Regions from separate parts of the Mus musculus genome. Here all the other regions are linked to region 5. Evidence: chromatin loops called from intact Hi-C (ENCODE). Cell type or tissue: heart. All regions are shown on one strand. Region 1 holds the start of Gm30628 (a long non-coding RNA gene). Region 2 has its middle 25 kb from the start of Ccdc174. Region 3 overlaps Slc6a6 (solute carrier family 6 (neurotransmitter transporter, taurine), member 6). Region 4 has its middle 11 kb from the start of Lsm3. Region 5 has its middle 62 kb from the start of Lsm3.

What was found. Peaks named below come from ENCODE experiments on the same cell type or tissue, not always from the same donor. Only the 100,000 strongest peaks of a DNase experiment are listed, where the experiment ranks them.
Region 1: a loop joins it to region 5, with 3 times the contacts of the local background. A loop is called at or near these places in 15 of 42 quality-filtered maps.
Region 2: a loop joins it to region 5, with 4 times the contacts of the local background. A loop is called at or near these places in 9 of 42 quality-filtered maps.
Region 3: a loop joins it to region 5, with 6 times the contacts of the local background. A loop is called at or near these places in 36 of 42 quality-filtered maps.
Region 4: it touches region 5 in a loop (4-fold over the local background); 10 of 42 quality-filtered maps call a loop at or near these places.

What each region holds. Positions count from the first base shown.
Region 1 is chr6:91,676,894-91,681,893 of GRCm38, forward strand. Gm40387 (a long non-coding RNA gene) reads left to right here. Exons shown (of 3, transcript XR_869270.2): 3 at 2,715-3,856. Gm30628 (a long non-coding RNA gene) reads right to left here and starts at 2,799. Exons shown (of 3, transcript XR_377873.3): 1 at 2,307-2,799. In heart, a CTCF peak has its summit at 2,084; a DNase peak (open chromatin) is centred at 2,358; H3K4me3 peaks cover 283 bases; H3K27ac peaks cover 1,496 bases; H3K27me3 peaks cover 913 bases.
Region 2 is chr6:91,850,136-91,855,135 of GRCm38, forward strand. It overlaps a transcript of Ccdc174 not described here. Among named protein-coding and RNA genes, the nearest start is that of Ccdc174, 25 kb to the right of the region's middle. In heart, a CTCF peak has its summit at 2,648; no DNase peak of the experiment used is centred here; H3K27me3 peaks cover 1,455 bases.
Region 3 is chr6:91,739,194-91,744,193 of GRCm38, forward strand. Slc6a6 (solute carrier family 6 (neurotransmitter transporter, taurine), member 6) reads left to right here. Exons shown (of 15, transcript NM_009320.4): 7 at 684-818; 8 at 1,756-1,859; 9 at 1,985-2,109. Among named protein-coding and RNA genes, the nearest start is that of Gm44981, 20 kb to the left of the region's middle. In heart, a CTCF peak has its summit at 2,155 (motif pointing left); a DNase peak (open chromatin) is centred at 2,128; H3K27me3 peaks cover 548 bases.
Region 4 is chr6:91,524,671-91,529,670 of GRCm38, forward strand. No RefSeq gene overlaps it. Among named protein-coding and RNA genes, the nearest start is that of Lsm3, 11 kb to the left of the region's middle. In heart, CTCF peaks have their summits at 2,760 (motif pointing right) and 3,845; a DNase peak (open chromatin) is centred at 3,811; H3K27ac peaks cover 1,571 bases; H3K27me3 peaks cover 579 bases.
Region 5 is chr6:91,575,118-91,580,117 of GRCm38, forward strand. No RefSeq gene overlaps it. Among named protein-coding and RNA genes, the nearest start is that of Lsm3, 62 kb to the left of the region's middle. In heart, no CTCF peak of the experiment used is centred here; DNase peaks (open chromatin) are centred at 1,104 and 1,984; H3K27ac peaks cover 236 bases; H3K27me3 peaks cover 3,321 bases.

The DNA.
Region 1 (5,000 bases), 100 kb after region 5:
TTCCTGTTCCCCAAGATAGAGAGGAAATAAGAAATCTTTCCCTACCCCAAACTGATTTGATCCAATCTCCACAGTAATAATCCTAGAGAGTAATTGACACCTTTTCAATTTCAGCTCATGAGAAGGGTGTGAGACTAGGCCACCTTGGGTAATGGAGCTTGCCACATATAGAGAAAGTGAGGCCTCTGAAGATCTGCTCAGGACATGAATTCAGCGGCCTGCAAGGAAGATAAGGGGGATGGGGAGAGGTGTTCTGTGGACAGACTTGTATGTATAGTGCTGAAGACTGGCCCCTTCCTTGCAGAACACAAATGGGGCAGTTTGTGTGGCACAGCTGCAGGCACGGTATCTCCATCCAAAGAGCAGTGTGGGCCGGTCCTGCTGCAGGCTCCGGGATACTGCGCTGCATCCACAGACTAGCCCTGTCCACACGGAATAGGCAGTAGAATGGTGGGAACATATAAAAACAGGCCAGTGGGCAAAGGATAGGAAATCATCACCTGGGTATTCAAGGTAGACTGAAAAGAAGACAGGGCACAGGCTGGGACCTGGGAGACTCAAGACTATGGGCAGGGGGCTATCTGAAAAGCCAGGTAGGAGACCAAAGAGCTGAGACCTAAGGGTGTTAGTTAGCCAGGGCCAAAGGAGTCATCTGAGAAGGGTTGAGGGGAAATACCCTGCATAGAGAGCCATGATAGAAAGGCTCTGAAGCAGAGGAGTTCCAGGAGTCCTGAGCGCCCGGGAAGAGGAAGGAAGGAGTGTGTGTGTGTGTGTGTGTGTGTGTGTGTGTGTGTGTGTGTGTGTGTGTGTGTGTGAAAAAGTTAAAATCTTTTCTATCCTTCTACTTTTATGTGGGCGTCAGGGATCGAACCCAGGCCTTTAGGCTTCATGGCACCCCTTCCCTCTATAAATGTTTGAATATAGTGGTGATGAGGTGGTGATTTTTGTAACCTCACCATCTTCTCTTAAACACCGTAAGCCAGCTCTAGATGAGCCGATGAGCCGTGGGAGGTCTCCCTGCAGGGCACTTGCCTAGCCTGTGCCAGACCTTGGTTCTAGGAGGCATTGCCAGCAAATAATAACTGTAATAACATGATACACTATAAATGCTGCATTAACAGTTATTCTACCAGTTTTAGAGAATAATAACAAGGACATTTTCTGTATATGTTCAATAGCATTTTTCCTTGCTACTAAGTCTAGTTTATATAGTGTTGGGGACTGAGCCCAGGGTTTTTTGAGTTTTGGGCAAGCACTCTATCTACTAAACTACATTCCCAGGCCAAGGTAGTCCTTTTTTCTTTGCTTAACATTTGTTTTTAAGGATTTAAAAGAAATGTATGCATATATATGTGTGTCTGTGAGTGGGTATGTGCTTGGTGCTAGGGAGGCCAGAAGAGGGTACCAGGATACCTGGAGGTAGTTACAGATCCACGTGAGTCCCTAGATGTGGGCATGGGAGCTGAACTCTGGTTCTCTGCAAGAGCAATATTCTCTCTTAACCATGGAAACATCTCTCCAGCCCCTTGGCTAAATATTGTGATCCATAGCTGGCTGAGAGAAAGAATAGGGTGGGAGTAGGGACTACAGAATCAAAGACCTGGGTACTGACCCCTGCAAAAAGTATTCAGATGTCCATACATAGACTCTTGTGTGTCCTTGTCGGGTCAGGCTGTAGAACCCATCCTTCCCAGGGTTCTCCAGGGGCTTTGCCTCTCCCTTCCCCTCAGGTAGCCCTGGCTCTCCAATTCTGTCTTGATTTTTCCATATAAATGAAACCACAGGGAGTCTGGCTTCTTTCACCCAGAGTGTTCAGAGCTCCCTCGTGGTTCTGCGCATCCCAGGAGTCCTTTTGCTAGAGCTGCAATCACTCAGTTTCTATTTTCCTGTTGATACAACCAGGCTGTTTCCATTTTTAGCTGCCATGAATTGTGCAGCCATTCATTCTTGCACAAGGGGGTAGAATTCCACACGGCAATACCTGGGCGTGGGGTTGTTAGTTCAGAGGCCAAATGTTCAGCCTGACTAGAAATTTCTAACCTTATCTAGAACTGCCAAGCTGTTTTCTACGGCGGTGGTGCCCTCCTATGTTCTTCGCGGGGAGTGGCGATGGGCTAGGGTAGGAGAAGACCAGAAAGAAGGAGGCTCCTGCAGTCACCCCCAGGGAGCTGGCTTGGCCACGCAGCAGTGTGCGCTTGCTTGCTGGTTTCCCTACAGTTTTGCCTCTATCCTCGATGCATTCCCTCCCTGACTCTGGAGCAGTCTGCTCCCTCGGAGAGAGGAGGAAGTGGGGCTCGGGGACTTACCTCCCCAAGACCACATCCGGCAATGGGTTCCCATGATCCTCTGCGCTGGCCGCATGCTGGGCATTGCTAGGGAGCCAGCCTCTTGGGTGCTTCCTGCTTGGGGCTCCAGCTTTGGCTGAGTCTCAGGCTGCAGCTGGCTAGTGGGCAACATGCATTGGGTGGGGGAAGAAACTGTGAGAGAAGGCTCAGAAGTAGAAAGGCCCCAGGCACCCGGGGCATATGGGTAGGAGGAGCACTTCCACATGCCCAGTGGTGGACTGTGCCAGAGACCCTATTCATCGCTTCCCATGAATCATCTCCACTGGATCCACACGGCGGGGGTGGGGTGGGTGCACACTGGTGTTTTGTTTAGTCTGCCTGTATAGATTAGGACAATGAAGTACAAAGTTGTTGTGTTCTTCATTGTAGGTCACACAGCCCAAGGATAGATGAATCTAGGATTTGCAAGCAGGCAAGAGGAAGATTCCTGAGAGCCAGGGTATTCTGATCAGGTTTTATGATGTGACCACTGGTACATTGCTGGGCATATGAACATACTGAAGAAGTATCTCTAGGACACAGTGATGTGACTGAGAAGAGGACCACCCACACACGGCCTAATAGCCCTGTTTGTCTCTTCAGGGTTATACTGGGGCATGGTACTCTGAATTCTATGAGGCTGGCCAAGAAGATCCTCGATCCTTTGCAGAGTTGGTGCCAAGTGGACTTCCAAAGCTAGCCAGATGGCCCAGCATGTGCTGTGCCTCCCTCGGCATTGTGGCTACTCTTGGTGACCTGACAGATAGGGCAGGAGATTCTCTGGCAGGGTCGGGAGGTTTTGTTCAAAGCCCTGATCGATTTGATGTCACTACTGAGAGCTGCTGAATAATGTAGTCTCAGTGGCATTTTACAAATCCCATTCACTGCACGCAGTAATAGCCACGGACCAAAAGCCTGGAACCTGGGCATTACCCTGCACACGTTCCCCAGGAGCTCTGCCTGGACATTGATTTCTCATTTCTGAAATGAGAAATTAGTCCCATTGGAATGTCAGCCAATATTGGCTCGTGGAAGGAACTTCTGCCTGCCTTTCCTTGAAGGACCTTCTAAGTGCCAATGGTTTTGGTGCCCTGTGTGCCCAACAGTTCTCTCTGAATCTTCCAGCTCCCATCTCTGGCCTGGGTCTCAGCTAAGCCTCCTTCAGGACCAGCTAGTGACATGGAGACATTTACAAACCAAGGAGTGCTATGATATCTCTCTGGAGGGGTCTCGTTCCACCGTGGGAGCGTACTCTTCAGTGCTAGATATTTGTGGCTGAGCAAGGGGCTCATTCTGACAATTTTCAAGAGAACCCAAAATTTCCTCTTTTAAACTTTTTTTTACATTCATTCATTCATTCGTTCGTTCACTAATGTGCACGTGGGTACCACAATGTATGTAGAGGTCAGAGTTGGCTCTCTCCTTCTATCATACAGGTTCTGCAGCTCAGGTTGGATCTCCTTTGCAGAAATTACCTTTGCCTGCTGAGCCATCCTTGCTGGCCCTCCTTGGTTTGTTTTTGAGACAGGATGTTATTAAACTTCAGCCAACCCTCCTGCCCCAGCCTTTAAATACTCTCTCTGTGTGTCTGTCTCTTTGTCTGTCTATCTTGACTGTCTGCCTGCCTGCCTGCCTGCCTGCCTCTCTGTCTCTGTGTTTGTCTCTCTGTTTCTCTGTCTCTGTCTGTCTGTCTGCTGCCCCCCCCCCCCCTGTGTGTGTGTGTGTGTGTGTGTGTGTGCGCGTGTGCGTTTGTGTGTGTGTATGTAGGTATGTACATTCAGGTGTTCTCAGAGTCCAGAAGAAAGCATCAGATCCCTTGAGGCTGGAATTAAAAGGTGACTGTGAGCTGCTTGCTGTGGGTCCTGGGAACTAAACTCTGGCCTTCTGCATGAGCAATTGGAGCTCTGTTGTTCTATCTCACTGGCCCCCTACTTATTTTATTTTATTTTATTTTTAAATTGTTTGACACAGAGTCTTGTGTAGCCAAGACTGGTCTCATACTCTCTGTCTCCAAGGCTGGACTTGAACTCCACATCCTCTATCTCCTAGATGCTTGGATTACAGGTATGTGCCATTGTGTTTGAGCAAATTATTTGAGACAGGCTCTTACTATGTAGTCCTGGCTACTCCGAAATTCACTGTCACCAGGATGACCTTAAGTTCACAGAGATTCACCTTCCTCTGCCCTCTAGGTTTAAAGGTGAATACTACCATGCCCAGATCAAAATAACAGTAATAAGAATATCATTATTATATAGTATTATTTTATAATTATATTATAACATATAATTATAACAATTATTATATAACACTATTAATAATGATTATTATCTATTTTTGTTTTTTGAAACAAGGTTTCTCTGTGTAGTCCTGGAATTGCTCTCTAGACCAGGCTAGCCTGGAACTCAAGAGATCTACCTGCCTCTACCTCCCAAGTGGATTAAAGGAATGCACTACCACCCAACAGCCTGAAATTATTTTTTTTTAAAGAGACTCAGTGTCTCTATGTTGTCAGGCCACCTCTAGACTCCTAGGCTAGGCAATCTTGCCTAAGCAGCTGAGCAGGTGAGGGTACATGCATTCATATATCAATTTTGATTCCTGGCAATGAACTCAAATCACGATGGATGGAGCCCACCACAGGCCAAGCAGCAGAACATCTGGGGCTGGATTCAG
Region 2 (5,000 bases), 280 kb after region 5:
ATAAGGAATTAATGAAAAACACAGAAATGAAACCTGGGGCCAAGGAGAAACCTGCACTATCCGTGTAACACTGACACCAGGCAGGAAGAAGAAATAAAATGGAACAGAAACAATATTTTTCATAATGACCCAAAATTTCCAAAATTAGTGGGAAAATTAGACATTAATTTCTTAGCAGGATAAATTAAAGAAAAATCATATTTAAACATATAAGAAAAACTTCTAAAATCCAAAATCAAAGTAGTCACAAAGACCAAAACATTGTTGTCTCATCTGTGTATGGAATCTGCAAAATGAAGGTCACACAAGCAGAGCAAAGAGCGAGCGGTAGATACCATTGCCTGGAATTTGGGACTGGAGAATCTTGGTTAAAAGAGACAAAATTGGGAGCAGGAGAGGTGGCTTGGCAGTTAGGATCGCTGGATGCTCTTGCAGAGGACCTGGGTTCCATTCTCAGGACCCACATGGCAGCTCACAACCATCTGAAACTCCAGTTGCAGGGGGGATCTGATGCCCTCTCCTGAACTTCTCTGGCGTTACATGCATGTGGTACATAGATATACATGCAGGAAAAACACTCGTGCACATACAAATAAACAAAATTTAAAAAAGAGAGAGACAAATTTTTGAAACAAATAGAGGAACAAATTTAACAATTCAGTTGTACAGCGAGGTGTCTATAAATAACAATGAACTGTATATTTGAAAAACCATGTCAAGCATGGTACACACCTTTAATCCCAGAACTGAGGAGGCAGAGGCAGGCGGATCACTCTGAGTTTGAGGTCAGCCTGGTCTACATAGCAAGTTCGAGGCCAGCCAGGGATACACAGGAAGACTCAAAACATTCAAACATTTTTGAATATCTTCTGGGATTCAAATTCATGATAGCAATGGGAAAAGTTTAAATGAAATGAAAGTAGTCTAAGACCTGGCATTTTTCAAAATAGGAAGTATAAATTTGCACTCGATTCTAATGAATCAAAGGGAGACTGTAATATTAAGCTAACAACTAAGGCAGTAAAGGATTTTTCATTGATATCCTAACCCAGGACGTATGAAGCAGTAACATATACTTCTCAGTTCCTCTCAGATAAGGAAAGAAAAGAGAGGAAGCAAACAAAATAGTTAGGACTGACAAACATTAGAGAGGTAAGGATAAGGTGAAATTAATTCATTGAATATTTTGTAAGTACTTAGAGCAAGGAGTGGGCTCCGCAATTAAGGCAGAGTCGCTTCTGCCATTTGAAATAGAATGTAAAGACAAGAGAGGAATTCAGGAGATGGCCCAATGGACAGAGCTTGCTATGTGAGCTTAAGGACCTGATGATGTGGGATCCCCACATGCACCTGTAACCCCACCTCTGGAGGGGCTGAGACAGCCATTTCCCTAGCCTGGACTAGTGAGCTCCAGGTTCAAAGAGAGACCCTGTCTCAAAACAATAAGGTGGAGAGGAACTGAGGAAGACATTCTAGTGGTAACCCCTGGCCTCCACATGAACCTGCATGGGCAGGCAGACATGCACACACATGTACACACACCAAACACATACAAAACATGGAGAGAGACAGAGACAGACAGAGATGCAGGTCCATAGGGAACACAGACTACCGGGTAGGCAGGGGAACACTGAAGAATGTGATTAAACAACATATTTATGTTTGCAATTGTGAAGGAAAAGAATGATGGAGACCCTTGGATCACCAAGCTCCCAAATCATAAAAGCATCTATTTAAGAGACCTGGGTTCATCCGGTCAATCCTGTCATTTTGTAGGCCAATAGACTGATGTGTAAGCAAAAAGATAAACTTCAAACATAAGCATGTATTCATGATTTTCACATTGCCATGACAAAGCGCTCAAGAAGGAAGGGCTTCCATTAGCTCGCAGTCTGGGGTGAAGCTGGGAAGATGTGTGAACAGGAACGTCAAGGGCTGCTCACACTCACCCACAGTCAAGAGCACCGAGAGATGCACACTTGTGCTCGGCTCCCTTCCTGCCTTTTGATTCAGTCCAGGATCCCATGGGATGGTGCCACTCACATTCAGGGTGGGGGGGTGTCCCCACCTCAGGCAAACCAATCTGGAAACACCCTCACAGATGCAGCCAGAGGCATGTATCCCTAGTAACTCTACATCCAGTCAGATTGACAAGCGAAGATTAACCAATCACAGGGGGAAGGCTTGATGGCTGCCATCATCAGCCTGGTCTGGTGGCGCACACCTGTAAACCCAGAAATTGGGAGGTAGAAGCAAGAGACAAAGGTCATTCTCCACTACATATTGATTCCCCCCCCTCCCAGGCTAGCCTGGGCTATGTAAGACCCTGTCTCAAAAGATCAAAAACAAAACAGAACAGTGCGCCCAGCTGGGAACCAAGTGTTCCAACACATGAACCTTTGAGGAAAACGTCACACTTAAAAAACATAACAGACTGTAACACAATTAATGTGGGGTGTGGAGCCCTCATTCTGTGGCCTTTGGGAGGTTAGATCGGAAGCAGAAGCACTAGAAGCAAGGGACCAATCAGGAGCCAGTGCAATGCCTTGGAGATGACTAGAGAGAAGCTGACCTCCAGGAGAGACAGGCTTTGATGAGAGCACATGCTTTGTGTAGTGTAACAAACAGCTCCCCCTGCCTACACAGCATGGTAGTTACAGGGCAGAAAAGACAAGAGGGCTGAAAGGATGGGGGTTTATTTGTTTGCTTGCTTGCTTGGTCGTTTTGTTTTGGCCTCTAGCTGGGCATTGCTAGCTGTAGTTAAGGAAATGCAGTGAGTTGTGACTTAAAGAATGTCAGCTGATAGATAAGTGTCTCTTGTAGTCAGTCATTATAAAGGAATTGGTACGGTGGGGGAAGGCAAGAGTCTAGGAAAAAACAAACCCCAGCAGTCAGGAGGCAGAAGGCAGGTGGATATCTGTGAGTTTGAGGTCAGTCTGGTCTACATAGCAAGTTCCAAGACAGCCAGGCCCACAGTAAGACCTTGTCTCAAACCCCCACCCCCCCCCCAAAAAAAAAACAGAAAACAAAACAAAACAAAACAAACAAACAAACAAACAAACAAAAAATACACTACCACCACCAACAACAAAACCCACAAAGAAAATAATAACAAACACCATGTTGCTTTATTTCTGGAAACCAAATTTCTTTTATTTGGGGAGATTCCTCATTGTTTAGCCAAAATGAAAGTGCTTTATAAAACAGTATGTTAACATGTCTAACAGTGGAGATAGCTGGCTGTTGTAGCAAATATAATAAATAGCTGGACAGCAACAGAAGTTGGTTTCTACTTACATGGAGTGTAAAACCCTCTCTGAGCAGCCACTCAGGGCCCAACCCTCTTCCAGGCTATGGCTACCATTTTAACATACCTGCATATGTCTAGCTGATGGGGGGAGGGGATACAGGAGATAGGATTGCGTTGAGAGTATTTATGGTCCTGGACGGTCTGGAAAAAGTGAAGATAACCTAAAAGATGGGTGCTTATAAGTCCCATTGCCTTAGACCAGCTGCTCTTGGGGCCAAGCTTCAGGGACCCCCTGTAAGTGCTTAAAAAGGAGAGTGCTCTGAGTGAAAGAGGTCCGGCTAGAATGCAGCCTCTGCCCAGCTGGTCTTTGCAGCAGCTCCTTTCCTGGGCACCCTACTGATGCACGTTTGATGAGTCCCTACTTAGTAGACTGCCTGGTGCCAGGATCTCTTACCTGGGAAATGCATTTACAACAAAGCCATACTTGCTGCTTCCCAACACCTCCCCTGCCTTCCTGGGAGTTAGAGAGCCTACAGTGAAACCTTCTTGTCTCCCAGAGAGTGTAAGAAGGGTTCTGTTTCTACCACACAGGCTCTGATTTCTCTCTTTAGATCCCATGATGCTGTCTGTCACTGATGCTGGGGCCTGGACTGTCCTTGGGGCTCCTGCCATGCTTTTGCTCCTCTGTCTATCTGCTTATTAATAATTGTTGTAATAACTCCCCAGCAATCTGCCCCAGTGTCCTCTGGCACCCACAGCCCCAATCCAAGGCACAACAGGGGAAACCAAAAGAGAAACAGAATTGAGCCATCATGAGAGCTCAGAAGAAGTCAGTGCTAAAGAGACCCCCTCTTCCATCTCACAGCCCGAGTGTCACTTCCCCAACTTCCTCCAGTCTCCAGTCAAGTGCAGGTGGGAACAGTGGAGAGCCCACACTCCCAAGAGAGGATCTGGGTAGGGCTAAGCCTGTGTCTCCTGCAGCAGGAGAGAAAGGCAGTCTCCAGTGAGGAGAATTTGGAACAAGGACTGCAAGGGTGGCGTGCAGGTTTGAATGAGAAATGTCCCAGAGGGCATTTGAACACCTGGTCCCCAGTTGGTGGTACTGTTTGAGGAACCTTTGGTTAAAAGTGGAGACTGGCTTGCCCATGTGTGTCCCTGATATTTGCGAGGGGACACAAGGAAGAAACTGCCCACATGATTGCTCCATGATATGGTTAAGGTTTTTATTGTGGCTGTGGGGGAGAGAACAGCCAGAGGTATCTGAAAGAATCCAGAGCAGAGAGAGAAGGGAGTAGACTAAACATGGCCAGAAGGCTGGACACAGCTAGGGTTAGGGAAGTGGGAGAGTGGGGGAGAATAAATAGTGGACATGGCAAGATGAGAAGAGATAAAGCATACAGCACAGTGAAAGGTGGGAATAAAATAAGAGAATAAGTGGGTAGCAAGATAGTTACTTACCTAACTATATCTATATCATATATATATGTAGAGGGAGGGAGGGAGGGAGGGAGGGAGGGAGGGAGGGAGGGAGGGGAGGAGAGTGGGAGGGAGAATAGTGGGTTATAAGGGGTAAGTAACCATGGGAGGGAAGGACCATGTAGGGCTTTGAAATGTATTAAAGTACTTGTAATTTGGAACTGAAGGAGCCTGGAGGCTGGCATGGGCTTTGATATGCAGCCATGAGTCTAGGTCAATGGAAAGCCATTGTCTGACAGGCAAAAGAAATGACTGCTTTTGCCACATGGGAACT
Region 3 (5,000 bases), 160 kb after region 5:
ACCTATACCTGCTTCTGTCTTTTTTTTTTTTTTTTAAATATGTGTAGGTATGTTGCCTAAATATTATGTGTGCCTGGTGTCAGAGATGACCAGAGATGTCAGGTCCTTTGCAACTGGAATTTCAACTGGGTCTAAGCTGCCACGTGGATGCTGGGAATCAATCTTGGGTCCTTTGCAAAAGCAGCCAGTCCTCTCAGCCACGTGTCATCTCTCGAGCCCTTTCTTTACTCCCAACCCCCCCACCGACCCCTGTGTTATACTGATAGTTGTCATGCTAGCCGATATGTGCTGAGTGCCATGTGACCACGGGCTGAGTCGTTGCCTAGGGTCCCTGATAGTTGACTCAGTCTGTATGTTTGTATTTTTGCATAATCTCTTCAAAGGGTGGGCATGCTTTCTGTCTTGCCTGCTTTGTTAAATTCTGAGCCTGAATGGGCTATGTGAATTATCCACAGGATTTTTTTTTAAATCTATAAGAGAGACCCTTATGTCATATTTAAGGAAAGTGGCAGAGGCTCAGGGGTCGCACAACACACTAAAGACGGCACGGCAAGTGAGACCAATATGTCTCTAGGGTCCTTGCTGCACCCAGGGCAAGCACGTGCCTCTGAGAGAAGAGGATGGCCCACACTTCATTGCAGCAAGGACACTCACAAGTCTACCCGATGCCTTCTCGACAACAGGTTGTCTACTTCACCGCTACTTTCCCGTTTGCCATGCTTCTGGTGCTGCTGGTCCGTGGACTGACCCTGCCAGGTGCTGGTGAAGGCATCAAATTCTACCTGTACCCTGACATCAGCCGCCTTGGGGACCCACAGGTACAGCAGGGTGTGGTACCTCATCCCAAGACCCTGTATAAACCGGTGGTGCACACAGGGTACAGATGGCAGTGTTTTCTCTGGCTCTTTGATGCCCATGTGTAGCCAACCATTACTGCCTGGTACTTCTCTCCTGGGCCAGTAGTGGCTCACAGTCCTTCTGAGCTACAGAGCCTGCCTCAGGCAATCACTCCTTGCTAAGGCGAGGAGGGGCCCCTGTTCCAGCCACATCAGGACCAGAGACTCAATGTTTAGGATACCATCCTCAGATAGGATCAATGGTGCTCTGAAGGTTAAGGGGGTCAAATTGTAAGTCCCCCTGTCTCAGCACATAGCTGAAGAGTGTTAGAGTTGGTGAAACCCCTGGAGGCTTTTGTGTGTCTTTTGAGACCTTTGTCCCAGGCTCCCAAGCCCCTGGGAAGCAGTTGAAAATTGGAGCAGAGCAGGGTTGGTGGCCAGCCTGAGCTGTAAGCTGGGAAGGTAGGCTTGCTGCCTTCCAGAGCTATAAGCTACAGTCCCTAGAGAAGTAAAGAATGCCTTGTGTTCTAACTTAGGTCTCAGACTAAGCCATCACAGCCGTCAAAGCTGCCTTGGTGTGCTTGATGTGGACCGTGGCAACTTAGCAATAGACTCAGAGAAGACTGCTCTTTACTGAGTGTGGAAAGTTGTTTGCAGGGGCAGGGTAGGCTAGGGGCCCATTCTGTAGATATGAAAAGCAAGGTTTCAGGAGTGGTACTGGTCACTCCAGAGTTAGAGGCCTTAACTGATGCAGGAAGAAGAGGGTCTTCCTCTGGGGTTCTAGATCTGCCCTCTGGGGTTCTAGATCTGCCCTCTGGGGTTCTAGATCTGCCTCTGGGGTTCCTTGCAGCTCGCCTGTGTAGACATTGTCATGGTTAATCACCCCAGGCAACCACCCTAATGCTCTTCCCCTCTTCAGGTGTGGATCGACGCTGGAACTCAGATATTCTTTTCCTACGCAATCTGCCTGGGGGCCATGACCTCACTGGGAAGCTATAACAAGTACAAGTATAACTCGTACAGGCAAGTGTCGCGCTGGCGGGCCCGGTGGACGTTAGAAATGATGATTAAAGAAAAAAAAAGAGAAGTAGGGAGCGTGGCTTCCTTGTGTTGTGATTAACTTACCCCCTGACGTGTGTGTAACTTAGGGACTGTATGCTGCTGGGATGCCTGAACAGTGGTACCAGTTTTGTGTCTGGCTTCGCAATTTTTTCCATCCTGGGCTTCATGGCACAAGAGCAAGGGGTGGACATTGCTGATGTGGCTGAGTCAGGTACGGTGGTGTCGGTGGCAGTGGTGGTGGGCACTGCCACCTAGTGTGTAAGATGAGTACTGCAGGCATGGAGCCAGACCCCAGGGGGATGGAGGGAGCCTGGCTTTTACATAGACATCCCCTCTCCCCCCAAGATGTGCTCCCATACCTGAGTACAAAGGCTACAGTTAAAGGTCCTCAGTGCATTCTGGCCCACTGAAGGTGGGAGGAGCAAGGGCGGTTGAGATGAAACTTGGTGGCTGTTTTAGTTGTGGTCTTCCAGCCCCCAACACTTCCCCAGCATCCGCTGGCTTTAGCCATGGAAGTTGGTTTTCTAATAAGGCTCAGGTCAGCCACAGCTAGCACACCAATCACCAGCGCTGCTGACATCTCAGCCTTGGTTTCTGTGGTTTGCATTTGGCACCTGGCGGGCTCCAGTGCCAAGCCGATCCACTCTTGAGTCCTTCCTGTCTATGTTCCAAACCTCACCCCTCCCAGCCTCCACCACAGTCACCAGGAGCGAGAGGGCAGGGGAGAAACATCACTCAGAGCCCACGACAGAGCCGATTTGGGAGTAGGATATGAGGACACTGTTGCCTTTGGGGAGTTGGGGCCCTGTTGGCCCCATGTTGCTACTCAAGATGCTAACATTCACAGAATGGATGGTCGATCTTAGGGTCAGGGGCTCTTCCTTAGCAACATGGGATCCAGAACTCCAGCAAAGAAGGTTCTGGAACATGGTCTTGACTCCTACTACCTCATCACGGTTTTTTAGGGGTCTGGGCTCTAGTCGCCCTGTAGTGGATGGGGTTCTGGGGTGGATATCACCAGGGGCCACCTCCTCACCCCATTCTCTTGCAGGGTGGTCAGGTGTTATCCAACCTAATTACTCTGGGGCTTCTAGAGGCTGCCAAGAGCCATGGGTTGGGTCTTCCTTCAGGCCACATGGATGGGTGAGATAGGGAAGACTGTCCTTCATTATTCTAGGTGTTTTTTTACAGACCAGGGCAGGTACCCTAAGTCCCTGCCATTCTCTTCCCTCGATCTCCTTATATTTGAAACTTAAGGTCATGTCTCAGTTCTCTGATCCTGAGCCTTGGTATTGGAAGGTCAGAGGGTACCTTGATACTTTGTGTCTAGATCATCTAGATATTCATGTCTCAGCGGAGATCAGGTTGCCTTGGTATTGGAAGGTCAGAGGGTACCTTGATACTTTGTGTCTAGATCATTTAGATATTCATGTCTCAGCTGAGGGCAGGCTAGGCTCATAGGCAATGTATCTGGATGCCGAGTCTCCACCCACTACACGTCTGGAGAGCCATCCAATGTGGCCATTTCACTGGATCCTCTGACCTCAGGGACCTCAGAGACTATTCATCCTCTGTCAGCTGCTGGGCCATAACGCAGCCCCTCCTCCAGTGTGAACAGCACACTGTGCACACATATCTATTTCACTGTGTCCCAGTTGGACACTCAGAAGAACTATTTACCCATTCTCAGAAGCTCCAAAGGCAGGGAAGGGCCTGAGGGCACAGGACCTCAATCACAGCCTCTTGTGTTGGAAGTTGTTTAGCAAGGGGCCCAGCACCTCTTCCAGACCCTCTACAAATGTCGATATCCCCCACTTACACATGCAAAGTGATTCCAAAGCCGTTACGGGGTTCCACTAAAAACACAGAGGAAACTTGTTATGGGAGAAAGATGGGGTTCACCAAAGAGATCTCTGTGCACAATGGGCATGTTCACACCGTGCATGTAGTCAGTCCGAGTGGCTTCTTTTCTTTTATCCACTTCAAAGACCTCGTCCACGCTCCTTCCCCACAGTGATGTGTAAGCAGCCAGCACAGCAAGAGGGATGGTGACTCTAAGATTTTTTTGGCAAGCACCATAACAAAGAAAAGTGCATTTGAACAAGGGTATTGCACAACCAAGGGAAGCCCAGGCAGAACATGGCGTGCTTCACTCGGGGCATCCCAGCAGTCTAAGTATTCTCGGCTTCTACTCGCTCAAGTTTACTGTGGTTGTAGAGGAGGGTGCTTGGCCCCTCTCCTGAGGCTGGTTTGAGAAAATCTAAAATGAAGGACAGAAAGAAGTGAATTGACTCTGTTCACAGTGCCTGGTGCGGAGGGTTGGGGGTACACCACCTTTTACATCTGTCTTGTAGTTGGCTAGTCCTGATTGCTCATTCTTGAGGTGGACAAGGCAGGTCCAGAGCTTTGAACTTCAGGGGGAGCCGAATGCTTTTGGTTCTAACTTGAGCCCAAGTATATGTTTCATGATGTCCCCGGTGGGAGGTGCATGTTCTGAGCCCCCTGCTCTCAATCTTGCTCATCCAAGCAGCTTTCAGCTTGGTAAGCAGCCGCACCTGTTCCCCTCACAGAATCTTCTAGTATCACCTTCTAGCAAAACTCAGCGGCTGCCCCAGGTCGTTGTTTCAGTAGGGTTTCTCATTTCTCAGGCTGAGCAGACCTCATTGTAAGACTTCTCCTCCCCCGCCACAGTTGGGGTTGTTGATGCTTTACTAAGTGAATTTTTTTTTTTCAAAATTGGTTTGTTTTTGTGGATTCTCCCCCCCCCCCCCCCCCCCGCCTCCTTCTTAAGCCATTCATCCAGTTTTGATGATTGTTTAATGTTTGCTTTAAAGTGTAAAACATCTCCCGCAGTTTGGCCCATATTTCTTCTTGATTGGTTTGTTTTGTTTCTAGTAGTGGATTTTACTTTAGTTTGTCAGCCCTCTTGTGGGCCCAGTCCCAGCTAGCTAATCTCTCCCAGGAGTCTGTTTGGTGGTGGTGGAGGAGGGGGGCGTTGTAAGCAGGAGATGTTTGTGTTCAAATGACCCTGTGAGAGGCACTCAGAGTGGGCGGAGCTCTTGTCCCCTTTGCCTCTGAGTCTGGCCAGAGCCCTTTTCTGGG
Region 4 (5,000 bases), 50 kb before region 5:
GGCTGTTCATCCAGCTGTGAGAATGGAGGCTTCAGTGAGCCGGGCCTGAGCAGGATGCTCCCCACCTCTCTCATTGGCAGCCAAAATGAGACACTGCCAGAGGCAAAGAAGGCCTGTTCTATAGATAAGTCAGTTATAAGTTGCTGAAATTAGTAGTGACAGATTTCTTGGGACACACCTCAGGCTATTGCTGTGAAATCTCATCAGAAGCTCTGGAGCCTCTCAAGAAATCAAGGTGGGCAAAGCTTAGGCTTGTTCAGTAACAGACTGGGCAGCATGGTGGCAGCAGGACCCGGGGAGTGGGGGGTGGTGGGGAGGAGGGTACCTGTAGAGTCCTGCTGCAGCACTGGGTCGGGTTCCTAAGCCAGATATAGGTATTGGCTCCTCTGCTTCTGAGAACTTAGAGTTGAACACAGTCCCATCAGACAAGTGACTGCTTGTTTTCACAACCCCAGGCTGAGGCCTGGCCAACAGCTTGTCCTCCAGCAATGCTGAATGGGTGAAGATTAAATGATACCGGGCCTGCAGTGCTATGCTGTGCATTGCAGGCAGAAGGGGCCAGTGGTACTTTGGAGAGGCAAGCTGTGGACATCATTCTTCAATACTGGGGTCCCCACAACTCAGCAAGGCTTACCTCCTTTCACCCCTCAGCCATCTTCTGCCACCATGTGCCTGAGACTACCAGCAGGCGCCAGCTGCGGGCACCTAGCCAGGCATCAGTTTACATGGAAAACACCAAGAAATGAGGACTACAAGGCCCGATGTTTTCAACTCCTGCAGGCCTGTTGCTCCACTCAAACAGAGCATGTCGATTCTTATTTTCTTGGCTGAAGTTTAAGTTTCATGGGTGTGGATACAGCATGCCCCACTGTGGTTTCTGATATTGATTACCCCTGAGGGATTCTTTTCTTGGTATTCTTCCCATCCACTTCCTGTGCCATGGACATCCAGGGTGAGGTGTTGCCAGGAGCCCCCCAGTTGTCCTTTGTGGGTTGGGAAAGTTCCCACAGTTGCAAGGGGATCTTGCAGTATCATGGAGCCAGATAACCAAGCTACAAAGCACAGCTGTGCCATGTGCCAGCTAAGCAGATGAAGTGCCCTAAGGTCAGCTGTGAGGACTAACGAGTGTCTACATGAGCAGCCCAGGAATTGTCCCCAGGTTGGAAGCAGCACAGAGAGGTCATGAGCAGTGGACAGAAGTCACTCCTTTAAGCTGCCTTAGTCCAGCTGCTCTACGCCGTCTCCCTAAGTCGTTTTCAGGGCAACCTGGCTTTGAAATATTTTGATTTGTCCAGTTAAAATGTACTTTGCAAGGGCTGAGAAAATAGCTCAGTGTTTTTTTGCCAAGCGGACATGAGGATCTAAGGTCAGATCCTAGCACCCATGTGAAAAGCAAGGTATGTCGGAACGAACCTGCAAAGCCAGCCCTGGAAGGTCAGCAGAGCTTGCTGGCTAGCTAGTTTTGCTGAGACAGTAAGCCTCAGGTTCAGTGAGAGACCCTGTCTCAAAAAATAAGGTGGAGAATGATAAAACATAAACCTCTGACCTCTCCAAGCAAGCACACACACACACACACACACACACACACGTGAACACATACTCCACACCAGAGAGGAACAAAGATGTTTACCATGTGCCAGGATCTGCAACAGGACCAACTAAGGGCCTGAAGCAAGGAAGGGAGGGAGAAGGAGGCAGAGCATCTTAAGGGAGTCTGTCTCTCAGGATGATAGGCTCTGTGAGGATCTGTCAGAGCAGTGAGGATCCCTCACCACCACTACCACCCTGGCTGAAGGTCAGCAAAGAGGCCAGTGCTAGAGAATTCTGCGTCTAGTTGGGCATTCAACAAAGTGAGAAAGCCTGACTTCACTCAGTACTTTGATCTCACAGTGGGAATACAAAGACCTAGGGAGTGGAAGAGACCTGCCTAGGTCACAGCACCCAACAAATAGCACTCTGAAATGGAACCAGGGCACTGTGGGGCTCAGCTGCAGCAGGGCTGTTCACACAGCTCCGCAGCCCCTGAATAGAGTGTATAGTCTGAGGGCTGTGGTCCCTTCAGATCACATGCCAGCCACCTCCCCTCCTTTTCCCCTTTGGTAGGATTCTTCCTTCTGAGTGAGCAGCTGCTGTTGGGCTAAATGAGACCCAGTCTTCCGTCCGTGCTCGCTATGGAGTAAATGCCTCCTGGAGAAAGCAGAGGTGGGTAACAAACCTGCCAGTCTTGACTCTGTCACCAACACGCTTTGTGGCTTTTGGCAAGCTTCCCCCCATTCCTGGGTCTCACTTGCTCACACAAGGGGAAATGAAGAGTACTTCTAAGAGAATTCACCTAAACTTGTATGTCTTTTTTTTTTTCCTTCCTCAATTAAATGTATTTTTAGCTGGTACATAAAAGCTAAACACTGGAGCTTGGCATTGTGGTGGATAACTGTAATCTCAGCAGTCAAGGGGCTGAGGATTACAAGTTCTAGGCCAGCCAAGGGCTATGAATCAAGATCTTAATCTCAATAGACAAGCACATAAAATAGGCACACATAAGTAAACAGGTACACATTGGGTGGGATCTTAGTGAATATAAATGTTTATCTCCAAACATGTATTTTAGAATAATTAAATTTAGTTTATTTCTGGTGAAAACTTAAAATCTTTTCTTGTTGCTTGTGAAGCACACAGCCATCACCACAACCTACTATGTAGCATACCAGGTCTGTTGCTCTTATTCAAGTTTCCAGGATCAGTCAAGAGCTTGTTTTGACACTAGAGGGTGCTACACTCTTCACTATTCCCTTTCAGTTTGTCTCGGTTCATTGTCAACATATTAGATGGCAAACTGTGCCATTTAATTCCTTAAATGCAAACTATGTGAAAATCCAACCGTGCTTCCAGAAGCACAGGACAGACAACATCACATGCTCCACAGCCCCAGGAGACCGTTTTCAGGCAAAGTATCCTAACAGTGGCGGCTCCTGTGATGCTGAGCTGGAACCATCCACAAGAGCACACACAGTCTAGGCAAGATGGTTTCCCCAGCACTCTGGTCCTGGGTGTATCTCGCTGGTGGAGCTGAGCTTTGTGGGGCAGGGAGTTCAAGGCCAGACTTTGCCATCTTACTGAGCAGATTCTTGTTCCTGCTGTCAGCCTGAATGTCCTCATTTGTGCTGTCCTCCCAACCTAAGGGCACTTTGTTATTGATTCAACAGGTTTAGAGAGATTGAAAGATACCCGAGAGCCATCATTTGTATTACAAGGTAAGGATACAGATGAGGAGACAAGAAACCTTGCATTTACAACTAGCTGAACACTAGACTCAGTCCCTTCAATCCAGTTTCTTCCTTCATAAGATAGGAGCTAGCCAAGTGCTTTGTTACTGAACTGCGCCCAGCCCTCACTGATGTCTTCTTCTCTTTTTCCTTTACAGCTTTTCCAGGCCTAGAACCACTAGAAACTAGGTTGGATCCAAGGCAGTTGTGCTTAGGGTTTGGGGATTGGCAGAGTTCTCCCTTGCAGGGTCCTCCGTCTTTCCCTCTTTGGTTCCCAGCAATGCTTTTCTCATCTCAGTTGTCAGGTGTGAGAGAAACAAGCAGAACCAGCCTCATGACCAAGGTCACCTAACAACATCACAAGACGATGACATCACCATCAGCTCTGGCCCAGAGCTCAAATAACGGAGGGAAAGGGCAGGTCATCCTCACGGCAGGGTGACAGAGCTGGTGCCAGGCCTCTGCCAACTATCAGGGCCCAGGAGTGTTGCTGAAAGCTACCCAGGAGCAGCTCATCCCTGCCTCCGCTCAGCCAGCGCTCTCACATGCTCAGAACAGTAGAGTCTCACCAACAGGGGTCCCCACCCCCACCTTTTCCTAGAAGCAAGGTTAGCAACTGCCAGAGTCAAAATAGATGTGGAGAGAATTGTGTGGCAACACTCGGGTTTAGTTCAAGCACACTGGATTGCACGATATCCTTAGAGGGCAGAGCCATTGCAGGAGGGATCAAAGCAGCCGGCCTTGCTCTTCGGGCTGATGTTTCTGCCATGCTGCATGTCAAACAATCATGTCTTTGGAGCCCAGATGCCCTGCTTTGTAGGTAAGCCACGTGTAGAACTTCATGTAAGGAATCATTCTGTCAAAGTAAATAGTTGTCCCAAACTATTTATTTCATGTGCTCTGGTGGCCTGCACCTGTATTCTCACAATACACACAAACACACATACACACACACCATTTTACCAATGTGCACATACATATATACACACACAGCATAAGATAAAATGTACCATCTTAACAATGTATAAGTAGAAGCACTCACATTGTTGTGAATGACTGAAGATGTCCCCTACCTGCCAAGTCCCTGTTCCACAACACAGTACTTTATTACTTTGTCTAGACTTCTTTTTCAAAGGTTTCAAATCCATGGGCAGTATTCAAAATATGAGAAGAAAGCTGTGGCGTGTAAAAGGAACTTTTATTTACCTGTACTAATTGTTGTCTCCAAGGCCTACTGCCTCAATCTGCTAACCTAGGCCTAATCCTAGAAGCTTCTAGCAACCATACAATCTTAGCTAGGCCTAGAATGTCTCAGCTTCTGAAACTTACTGCTGAACAAATTCACTGTTTCTATTTCTTTTTGAGCTCTGGCTGACTGGTTCAACTCAGCTGTTCTGGCTCAAACTCCTCTCCAAGCTGACTGATTGAATCTGGCTTCTCTTGGTCTCTGACTGAATTGCCCTACTCGGCCTCAAACTAACTCTAGCAATCTGTTCTAATCTTCTGGCTCCTTCTCATTCTCTGGCTCATTCTGTCTTTACCTTCTCATTCTCACTTTCAAATATGGGTGCTTCCTTCTACAAACTAACTTTCTCTTCGTTGTTTAGAATTAAAGGTGTGTACTAAGATCGAGCCACACTACAACTAGAAACGGGTTTTTCCAGTGAACAAAACAATCTCAGGGTTCACACTGTGATCAAATATCCTGCAACAGTGGAGCACCTTCATCCTTCATCA
Region 5 (5,000 bases):
TATAGTTCATTGAGACAGGTTCCCAATGTAGCCCAGGCTGGCCTCCAATTTGCTATGTAGCCAAGATAGGCCTTGAACTCCTGCCTCTCCTGCCTCTTCCTCCTGAGTGCTGAACTATGTGTATGCGCTCTTATGCTTGATTCATTCATTTCATTTCCCAAGGACAAAGGCCTGATTGGCTCCTTTCAATCACATCAAAATAATGCTGATGCCCAAACAAACAGAGACCCCTCTGTGGAGGTGATGTGGCTCTAAGGTTGGAATAGAAACTAGATGGTATGGGTTGTTTTCCAGGAATGGAGAACCTCATGGGAAAGAGCCCAGTAGGTTTGTGTAACTCACAGAGCTCAGAGATTAGGGGCCAGGGGTGGCCATCAGTGCCCTCCTGGGGGCCACAAAGAAGAGGCTGGCTTATTCCAGTAAGGGAAGCCCTCATAGAATGTGACTAGTTGCAATTCCCACACTGATGTCTTAATCCAGTGGAAGCCTGGGTCACCCATGCCAGACGGAACACTGATTTGGCCAAAGGAGGGAGATAGAGAGATGGACAGGCCTGGGGAGTTTTGGTGACATGAGCAGCAATGTTCTTGAATAAAGTCAATATTGGGAACCCAGGTGGAATGATTTTGTGTTCCTGGTTTGCACGTGGACTGTGCTAACTGATGTGGGAACTGGTACAGAGGGTATATGCTCTACTGTATGCAGACAAGGACTTGAGCTCACAGGCTGCAGAAGCCTCCCAGGGTGTGGCTCTAATTAGCAACCCTCTCCCCACTCAGAGGAACACCATAGGGACCAATAGTGCACAATCCCAGGCCGCACAGCATCCCACTCCACATGGTGGCCTTCCACAATTTACCTACCAGTCTACCCCAAGAGGACACTAAAATACTTTCTGAGATGCCTATTTAGGATTTGGTTAGCTGCCAGTGTTACTTGGAGTCTTGTTTCCAAGTGTCCAAAGTTAAGAAACTATGGCATGTCCCCCTCAGTGCCTTGCTTATCTGCCACTAGATGGCGGTGTTGCCCAGTATCCCCTGGGAACTCTGTGAGACTCAGAAGCAGGGAGCCTACCTACTGCCAGCCTTCCTGGAAACCAGTGGGGGTCCCCACCTCAGTGCCTAGATAACTGTCCTAGGGTCCTACTTCTCACTGAAGATGAGTGGGCAGAAACAGGTGAGAGTGACTGGCTCTTTGGACAATAGCTTCTGGAACTGAGCAGTGGAGGGCCTGAGAGGGAGGCGTCAGGATCCACCAAACCGTTTCTGTAGGCTTATCGTTCAAAGCCACAAATCCATTAGAAGATTACGTTGAAAGGCATTTATTTTAAAATTTTAAATATGAAGAAGAATAAGAACACAGGAGACACCCCAGTGAGCCCCTGGTTTCACGGTGTATTGCTGGCTTTCCACATGGGATCATAATGTGAAAACAGCTATGCAGACCCTTCAGATAGCTACATCTGAGAACTTGGATGGAGCTTGGAGCATGTACACTAGTCTGCTAGGGTCTGAGAGCTATGTTCCTTTATATTTCCAAAATTATGCGAGTCAAAAACATTGGATGGGGCAACTCTATGCCTTGGAGAATGAACTTGGTATGGTGGGAGTCTTTGCCCCCCACCCCCACCCCCAGAACCTTGGTGCTGAGATCTGCATCTGAACCTGTTATGTTGTGCTTACAGCGGGGTTGGACCTGAATAGTCCTTGGATGGGAGGCAGATCTACCCCACATCCCTTTGTGGGCAGAAGAGTATTCATTTTGTAGCCTCAGGAGAGTGCCTCCCTCCTATCTCTTAACTGGCCCTCCCCCGAGACCTAAGAGCTCAAGGCCTCCGTCCAGCTCCAGGTTCCAGTCCAGATGACGCCAGATGGAGCCTGCTGGGGCTCCATCTGCAGGTTCCAGCCCAGCCTCCTTGACGCCAGCTCTCTCTGCCTTTTACCATCGCTTACTCATCCCCTTGCATCCCGGGAGCTCCTTCACCACGCCAGCTAACCTGACGTGTTAATTAATCCCTCTATTCACAGGCCAGTGAGTGATTTACACAACCACGTGTACGCCCTCGCACACCACACGTGCTCCCTCCAGGGTGTAGCAAGCTGCGGGTGCTGATAGTGAACTGTGAGTTGGAATGTCCCTCTGTCACCTCCGGGGAAAGTCTGTGCTGCTCCTCATCCAGATTGCGGTTGTGGAATGAGCTTCCAGGAGATTCTCCAGCCTCAGGTCATTTCTGACCCATGCTCAGACGTCCAACTGGAGGCCTGTATGGTCATAAACCATTCTCATCTTCCAGACTCAGGTGACATGTTACCTCCTCTTGGGAGGCTTCTGAGATTACTCTCCTTATGGAATATCACTGAGGGCTCCCCATCAGTGACTGTCTCCCTCACTCTGTCAACTCTGGGACAGTGGGGACTGCAGTAAAGGAGGGGAGATTTCCCAGGGTGACCACAGAGTAAAAGTGTCACCAAGAATGATTCTGATTTTTTCCAGACTTCTAGATTGATTTTACACACACACACACACACACACACACACACACACACCACCACCACCAACAACAACAACAAACCCAGTGTCTGGCTGGCCTGGAATTCCCTTTGCAGAACAGACTGACTTTGAGCTCACAGAGACCAACCAGCCTGCCTCTGCCCCGCAAGAGCTGAAACTAAAGGCATGTGCCACCACACCCTGCTAAAAAATATTTTTAAAAACGTAAAAGGTCCATGTGTGGAAGTCAGAGCACAACTTGTAGGAATCACTTCTCTCCTACCGCCTGGGGTCTGGGAATTGAACTCAGGTTGTAAAAGTTGGGAGCAAGCACCCAGTCATCTTAGTTAACCCCAGAAATCTTGACGTTTGGAGTTAAAATGTTGGTAAATAATTTTACATAAAAATATTTCATTGAACTAAATAATACACATTCACAGATTTGGCCAACCACTGATATTCTGGGCCGTTTCTCTCAGGGCACTACTGTTACGAGTATCCTGGGGTTTGTGCAGTTCCAGGTGACTAGGGTAACAGCTATGATAGCTGTCCTTGCTACTTACTGGCTGCCCTCGGGATATCTTGAACCCTGTGCTGTCGAAGGTTGTGGCTGAAGCAGGAGCGTTGCATGAAACACAAAGCCTAAAATCTTTGACACTCCTGCCATCAGGAAGTGACTTATGGTGTTTCCTTTTCTTGGCCCTGGAAACCCCGTGATTGCTTGACCAATGGAGTAGGGCAGAGGTACCCCAATGTAGTTTTGGGGGCTCTGGGAATCCATCTTTACCTTCAGAAAATCTAAGCAAGCTGTGAAGAGACCCTGTGAGGCTCCTCCTGCGTTGTCTCCTGCTATGATTTCCCCCACTGCCTCTACCAGGTATCAAATTGCAGTTAGTAAGCCATCTCAGGAACTGACATTTCAGGTACTCATCCAGCTGTCCCAGTCAATGCCACACAGCGTGGAGAAGAATCGAACCTTCTCCTTGAGTTCAACCCATGTTGCATATTACTGAACAAAAGAAATGAATGATTTTTGTTGTTGTTTCTTTTTTGTGGGTTAGTTGTTGTTGTTGTTGTTGTTGTTGTTGTTGTTGTTGTTGTTGAAACAGAATCTCATGTGGTCCAGACTAGCTTTGAACTCTCTACATAGCCAAGGATGACTTTAAACTCCTAATCTTCCTGCCTCCACCCTCCCAGATTCTGGAATATACCACCACACCCAATTTATGGAGTGCTGGGAATTGAACCCAAGACCTCAAGCATGCTAGGAGAGTATTCTCCTGTCTAACCCACAGCTCCAGCCCATAAATAACTGAACATCTGTATAGATATTACTGGGATATCTGGGCTGTGGAGGGACAGCTCTAGCCTGGCTCCTTGGTCACCAATGATGAGATCTTAGGTCTTTTTCCTCCCTAGTCTAGCCTTGCCATTGAGAAGTAAGAGTTCATCTTGGTCCCCAAGTATCAATGGGAATACAGAAGGATCTTGGGACCACAGAATCATGAGTTGGCGTCGTGATCTTGAAAACCAGTCAGGTCCTGAGGAGAGAAGCATCAGGCCTTGGACCAGCAACCCAGCCACTGTTCCCCTATCTCACTCAGGTCTGTGCTTGTGCGAGGAGACACATTTGAATATGCCCAGGACAGCTGGTTTTGAGGACAAACAACTGGGGACAGCCTAGCCACCCGTCAATGGGAGAAGGCCGTATGCACTGTTGTTTATTTTTAGGCTACAAGTGAGTGGATTCAAGCCATGTACAGATTGAGTCGGGGGTCGGGAGTGAGGGTGAGAATCAAAAACAGGCTTAGACTGACTCATGCCATAGAGTTCCATTCAGGTAAAGCCTGAGAGCAAACAAATCGACTATGTTATGGATATGCAAACAAATTTGGGAGGGCAAGCTGAGCGAGAGGAGCACAGGTCCCCAGGGTTGGGGTCAACAAGATCTCTATAACATGCCAAGAGGAGGAAGAGGAACATGACAGAATTTGAACTGTGTGCAGAACTCATGGGTGTTTATATCAGTTGTTATACTTCTCTCTATGCGTGAAACATTCAGTAATGTAAAAGAACAGTTTTCATCAAGCGAAGGATGAAGCTGAGGAAGGAAGCCTCTCCCAGGTGTGAGTCATGGGAAGGCCAGGCTAAGCTGGAGCCTCCATGCCTGCCGGTCAGACTGGCAGACGTTGGAAGGACTCCCGTTCCCATCGTGTCACTCTGTGGGAGAGCAAGTAACTGTGAGCTCACCCGGGGAGTCTCCTAGCCTACCACATCCCAGGGATGACCTTGTTCTTTTGCACAGTTCCTCCTGGTGGCCATGAGCCTGGTGACCTGGGCATCTGGGTCTCAGGGTGCCTGGTATCTGGCACCACAGACTAGTCACTGTGAGACACCGGTCTCGGGATTCCTCGTTCACTTCACAGACGTGTTTGTCTGTATCACAGGCTTTCCTAACATCAGATGTGATCCTGAGAGGTAGCCAGAAAAACTGCCAGGGCTAGACAGGG